Regions from separate parts of the Homo sapiens genome. Here region 2 is linked to region 1. Evidence: chromatin loops called from intact Hi-C (ENCODE). Cell type or tissue: psoas muscle. All regions are shown on one strand. Links, peaks and the distances in the headings refer to the core of each region. The heading gives the core; the rest is flanking DNA. Region 1 overlaps RXRA (retinoid X receptor alpha). Region 2 has its middle 36 kb from the start of LINC02247.

Region 1 (2,894 bases), core at 251-2,750:
CCCGAGGGAAGACACCCCCATTGCGGCGGTTTCCTCCCAAGCCTCGCCGCCGTCACAGGAGCCCTCTCCTCTGCCATCGTCTGTCCTGGCGTTTCTCGGACGAAGCTTTCACCTCAATCTCTAGAAGCAGAAACGAAACAGTCCCAGCCCTCCCCCCGCCATATCCAAGTATACATGAGGGATAAAATTACATTTGTACAAAAATAGATTTTTTTTTTTTACCTTTCCAGATGCTTTAGACATTTTCTCTTATCTTTACTCTCTTTATGGATCTGTCATCCTCTCTAAAGTATTAGCTATGCGTCCCAGCTAAGGCATTGCTAAGGATTGGGAACGGCTAAAGCTGTCTGCTCCAAAGCATCTTAAAATAGATGCATCTCCTGCCTTGAGATATTCATTCGAACCCGGATTTCACCAAAGGAGGGTCCTTATGTACTTGCTTACACGAAGCAAATTTATAGGAAAACAGGGGAAACGTCTTGATTAAAAATAAACACAAAACACTGGTAACCGCTCCGCCTTTCCTGGGTGGCGCTGGTGTGCGGCTCTCTCCACACGCGTCTCTCTGTACAGCACATACATGTTTACACCACACACCTGCGTGGACGAGCACCAGATCACGCACCCCAGCTCCACGACAGGGACACCAGCCGACTACCCACAGGCTGCACATTCCGGCAGGGCCCTCCTGGGTGCCCCACGGGGAGGGGCTCGGGGTCATCTCCAGCACTGCCACCAGGCCGCCAGCCCAGAATTCTTGGGAAACACCGTGCTCGGAAAACCGAAGGTCAGGGCTGTCCTTCCCAGAGGCCGTGTGCTTCCAGGGTGCGGAGGGCCGGCGGCTGACACAGGCCCCAGGGTGGAAGGTCCTGGCAGGCCAGCTTCCAAGCATGCCCGACGCAGCCTAGGGGAGCCCGGCTCTGTGGCATCTTCACTCCTGAGCCTCAGGAGCCCCATCTGAACGGCAAAGCCGGGAGGTGACCAGCTGAGGAGCGTGCCTGAAGGTGCCGGGGTGCCCTGGGTCCCCAGGAAGCAGCCACTGGGAAGTGGGGGCCCTGCGGGGAAGCCGCTTCATCCAGCCGGGCCAAGGCGGGGACAGGCACAGGTGGCTAATGAGCTGATGTTAGTGCTATCTTTAGAAAATTAAAGATTGTCCCACCAAAATAATAATAATTACAAAAAATCACCTTAATTGAACTGGATTGGTAATACTACTACAGGTCTGGTTAAATAGAAATTCTACCTCTCTACTCAGTGATGAGCCGCACTCCCCACACATCACCTTTTCAAACCAACAGCACTGTACAACTACAAGGCCGATGAGAAAGGGACGGGAAGGCTGCGGGAAGTGCCCGGGACACGTAGAGCGGTGGGTAAGGCTGCTGTGGCCAGGGAGGCCAGGTTCTGCTTTCAGGGGTTGGCGGCCGGGGGGCTTCAGTGCTTTACAGCCAGCCAGCCAGCCAGCCAGCGCCGGAAACGACAAAGTTCCCAAGAAGCAGCCGACCCCCCGCAACGGAGGCCCCGTCCCTGGGCTTTTTCCTCTGGAGCCGCGGGCATTCCCAAGGGTCCGGGCACGGATGGGTGGGCGCTGGCTGCAGAAGGCACCAGGTGTTGGCGTTGGGTCTTTTGCACTCCCACCGCTGGGGCCCCAAGAGTACCTGCACCCTCCTGCCATTTCCACCACACCCGCCAGGGGCAGCTGGGGCTTCCTGGCAGTGCCTGGGAGGGGCCCAGCTGGCCGGGGACCTGGTACAGGTATGAGGCTCAACACTCTGCCTCAGGACGGTGGATCGGGCAGGGGGCCACCTCTAGGGATCCACAACGCTGAAAGGCAGGGGTGGAGGGCGGCGGGGAGGAGAGGCTTCTGGAATCTCTGACAGCCTGTCTCGGGCACAGACTCAGCTGCAGGCTCCACTCGGGTGCCTAAGCTCAGCTCTGGCTGGGAGCTCCAGGAAGGCAAAGAATGGACACTTTCTTCCCCACCAAGGCTGGAAAGCTGCCTCTCCAAGCCACTGCCTCCCGGTCCAACCTGTAGGCAGCTCCCCTCACCACTGAGGAAGCCCCTGCTCCAGGTGGGGAAAGACTATGGAGAAGGCGTCCACCCCCCCGCATCATTCCTAGACTGCGGCTGGGAAGACAAGACCCCCTCCGGTATCCCCCCCATCCACCCTCTGTTCAGGCACCTGCCACTGACAAAGGCTGGGTCCACGGGACTGAGGCGTGAACGGGAAAAGTACTCAGGCCAAAGGGAGGGCCTTCCAGTGCAAAAGAGGCGAGTTCAACCTGAGAGGGCCCCGCACCACCGGAGCCCGGGGGCAGAGCCTGCGGGAGGAGCGCCAGGCCGCACTGGGCTGAGCCAGGGAGGCCCCAAGCCCCGCCCCCACCCCACCTTCAACCAGAGCAGGCGTTCAGTGAGGCTCCCAAGTAAGGCTCTGGGTGAACAACGCTGTCCGTGGACAATACCAGGCTGGGTGGTCCCACCAGGGCCTGCGTGTGGCCCAGGCCCGAGGGCGCTGCGACTCCGGGTTCTCAGATTCCAAGAGTCTTTTAGACACAACTGGCAGCCAGAGAGAAGGCCTGAGCAGGGGTCCCACCAATGCCCCGGCAGAGCCACTCCAGGCCGCGGAGCATCTGCCCCACCCACGAGGCTCCCAGTTCCTGAGCCCCTCTCTCTCCAGGCCACCTGCCCCCTCTGAGGGAAACCAACAGGCCACCCTCCTCCCCTCCCATCCCCGCGGGCCTCACAGATGGCTGCAGGTCCGCAGAGCCCTGTGCCTCCAGCAAGGCCAGTGAGGTGGTGATGCCCCACCCTGCCCGAGCCAGGGCCAGCCCTGCAGGAAACAAGGACAAGCCTCAGCCCACCCCGCAGAGCAAGGAGAAGACTCAGGCTGGGG
Region 2 (2,894 bases), core at 124-2,623, 180 kb after region 1:
CTTATCCTCCCAGCACTCCAGAAACTTCTTCCAGGTGTGGGCTTCCTGTCAACCGTGGCTGATCAGCATCACTCAAAGGAAGGGCCCCATGCCCCGGGTCTGTCCCCACGGCTGGCAGTTACTCATCTCTGTCTCTGCAGCCACCCTGGGCAGGCCCCGGATGGGCAGACCCTGGCACAGCGGTTTCAGCAGTTTCTGCCTCTGTTGATTGGGACCCTGGGAAGAGGGTGAAGCAGAAAGTATGGAAAATACCAGGAAGAGGATAGACCGAGTCTCAGTCCCAAAGCCCAGGACGAGCCCAGACGGCCAAGAAGTGATGGCCTTCGCTCTTGGGGGTGTTCAAGGTGTGTTTCCTGTGTTTAATGGAAGTTCTGTCCTGCTCTGTGTCTGTGTGATAGGCGCGGCGCTCAGTGGGGTCTTTGCTGGGCCTGGCGGAGCTGTTGCCCGCTGCCTGGGCCTGCCAGTGTGTAAGACCGGCCCCGAGGGCTGCCCCGCCTCGCCCACCCCTGCTGGCTGCTGTCCTTGCTCTGTCTTTTCTAGACTTGGAGGCAGAATGGTGCTGTCCTGACCAGCTTGGATTCCAGAATCAGAATGATGGGAATTAAAATCCTGACCCTAACACTTTACTGCACCTGCGCCCCAGGATGGGCGGCTCAGCCTCTCTGAGTGTCAGTTTTTTCATCTGAAAAATGGAGACGCTGACAATTCGAATTTGTCTTGAGACCCGCCTCAGTGGGAGGTAAGCAGTGTGCCCAGGGCCATGCCTGGCGTTAGTGTGCAGGTCAAAGTGAGTGGGGAGCCCCTTCCCTCCTGCTGTTCTCCTTGGGCATCTCCTCAGCAGCTCAGCAGCCCACAGGGTTCCTGGAGCCGAGACTTGGGGCCCTTGGAAACACCCTCATGGTTTTGGCCATTGTGTTCCCAGAAGGGCAGGTGACAGTTTGAGGACAGTAAATAAACTGACAGGAGGGGAGCGAGGTGACCCCTTCACCTTTGGTCCCATCAGCCGGGCCTTATCTCCCCTGTCTCGGGCCTGGCCTCAGTCTGTTTGCCCACATTGGGGCAGATGGACAGTGGGTAAACACAGCCCAGAGGGCTAGCGGGGCAAGGGGCAAGGGGCGGCCCCCACTGGGAGAAGCCAGGGGCAGGGGTGGGGGATGAGGGCCAGGGGCCTGGGCCTGCAGCGAGCACTGGCCAGATGCAGCCAGGGCCAGAGTGGGCACCAGGTCTTGAAGGAGAGGCCCTCCCCAGGGCTGCCCCCTGCCCAGGGACCATGGCCCCCATCCCCCATCCCACAGCAGGAACACCAGGGCCCAGAGACAAGGGCTGGCACCACACGGGCACCCATCAGAAGCAGTGCCAGGGCTGCATGCCAGCTTCCTGCCTGCTCAGTCCTCTAGTATGTGGACAGGGAGCCCCGAGGCATGGGGGCCTGGGGCTTGGGGATCGGGGGGCCAGGGGAGGTGGGGTGCCCTGCTCTCTGCTGCACCCCCAGCCCCATCTCACCCAGAGCACCCAACCCAGGCTGTCGTCCAAACAACTTCAGGGAGAGAACTGGTTCAACTCTTCAGTGTTTTTGCTTTGAATCTTTTCTCCGACAGCCACTGGCCTTCCAGAAACTTCTGAGAAAACCAAGACCTAGGCCAGTCCCTCTGACCACCATAGTGTCAGGGGGCTGGGGGCTCAGGGGCTCACTAGTGGTTCTCACTGAGAGAAACAGATGTGGTTTGTGGTAGAAGGACAAACACAGTGCCCTAGAGGGCAAGCCTCCCCTCGGCCCGGCCATGCCAGGAGCAGCTGGCCCACGGCCCATCCCGCTCTGCCATCTGCCCAGATGGCTGTGGAATGGGCATTGCGAGCCCTAGCAATGGGGCAGCGGGGAGGACGCTTGGACAGCAAAATGGCCAGAGAGTGCACCCCGTGCCCCCTGAGCCGTATTTCCAGAAGGAATCAGAGCTCACAGCCCCTGACACCTGCAGCCCAGACCTGGGCATGGTGCAGCTCGGTCTGGGTGTGGCCACCAAGCACACCCACACTTACCTGTCCAACAGGAGCCCCAGGCAGCCTCAGACCTACCTGGGACCCTGGACCCAGCTCTCATTTCTCTCCCAGTCCCCACCCCAGCAGCACCCCAGTGGGCTCTGCCTCGTTCCCTCACCCCATGATTCCTCCTGCCTCCAAGGGATGACCCAGGTCCTAATGCCATTCATTCATTGTCCTGGGGGAGGAGGGACAATGGTTAACCCAGCACCTGGTACTCGTGGCCACCAAGCTGGTTCCAAGGATCTAGTGGGGAATGAGGGGGGCTGCAGCCTGTGCCCTGCGGCCCACTCTGCTCTAAGTCCACATGGGACCCCATTGCCAGGAAGCCACGGTGTCCGCTCAGCTACCACCACACCTCAAGGGAACACCTTATCAAATCAGGCCCTGTGTCTACAGAGGACTCAGAGAAAAGCCCCTGAGGCACGGACTCTTCCTCTTTTACGAGGATACATCTGATCATCATTTCTGGACTTCCACACCAGGAAAATTCCTCCTCTAGGGGATCTTGAGTGTATCTTCTTCTTGGCAAAAACTGCAAAGCCCACAGTGCTTTCCTTTCTTGCTCTGGCTACTAGGAAGCTCAGACTCACATTAATAACAGCAGTAGCTCCTCTTTGGCTCCTGAGATAATTCTCTCTCCTCTTCCCACTAGACTATTCCCAAACTTTCTCTTCAATGTTCATGTTTCAGTTCTATGTTTCAGTATATATCATTTTTCAGATTTCCAACTTATACACAGAAAGTGGCTACTCAGCCACCTAACATTGTCTAGGAAAAATTTCCAATTGTGTCCTCAAAATGCCCACGACCTACCTCGTGAATATTAACTTGTTATTCTCACAGATCCCCACAAG

What was found. A loop is a pair of places that touch in the nucleus more often than their neighbours do. Peaks named below come from ENCODE experiments on the same cell type or tissue, not always from the same donor. Only the 100,000 strongest peaks of a DNase experiment are listed, where the experiment ranks them.
Region 2: it touches region 1 in a loop (2.3-fold over the local background); 10 of 110 quality-filtered maps call a loop at or near these places.

The regions. Positions count from the first base shown.
Region 1 is chr9:134,437,418-134,440,311 of GRCh38, reverse strand. It overlaps RXRA (retinoid X receptor alpha), which reads right to left. Exons shown (of 10, transcript NM_002957.6): 10 at 1-2,894. Among named protein-coding and RNA genes, the nearest start is that of MIR4669, 59 kb to the right of the region's middle. RefSeq lists an enhancer at 2,782-2,894. In psoas muscle, for the core only: a CTCF peak has its summit at 1,677; DNase peaks (open chromatin) are centred at 664 and 1,761; H3K27ac peaks cover 2,500 bases.
Region 2 is chr9:134,257,490-134,260,383 of GRCh38, reverse strand. No RefSeq gene overlaps it. Among named protein-coding and RNA genes, the nearest start is that of LINC02247, 36 kb to the left of the region's middle. In psoas muscle, for the core only: no CTCF peak of the experiment used is centred there; a DNase peak (open chromatin) is centred at 1,341.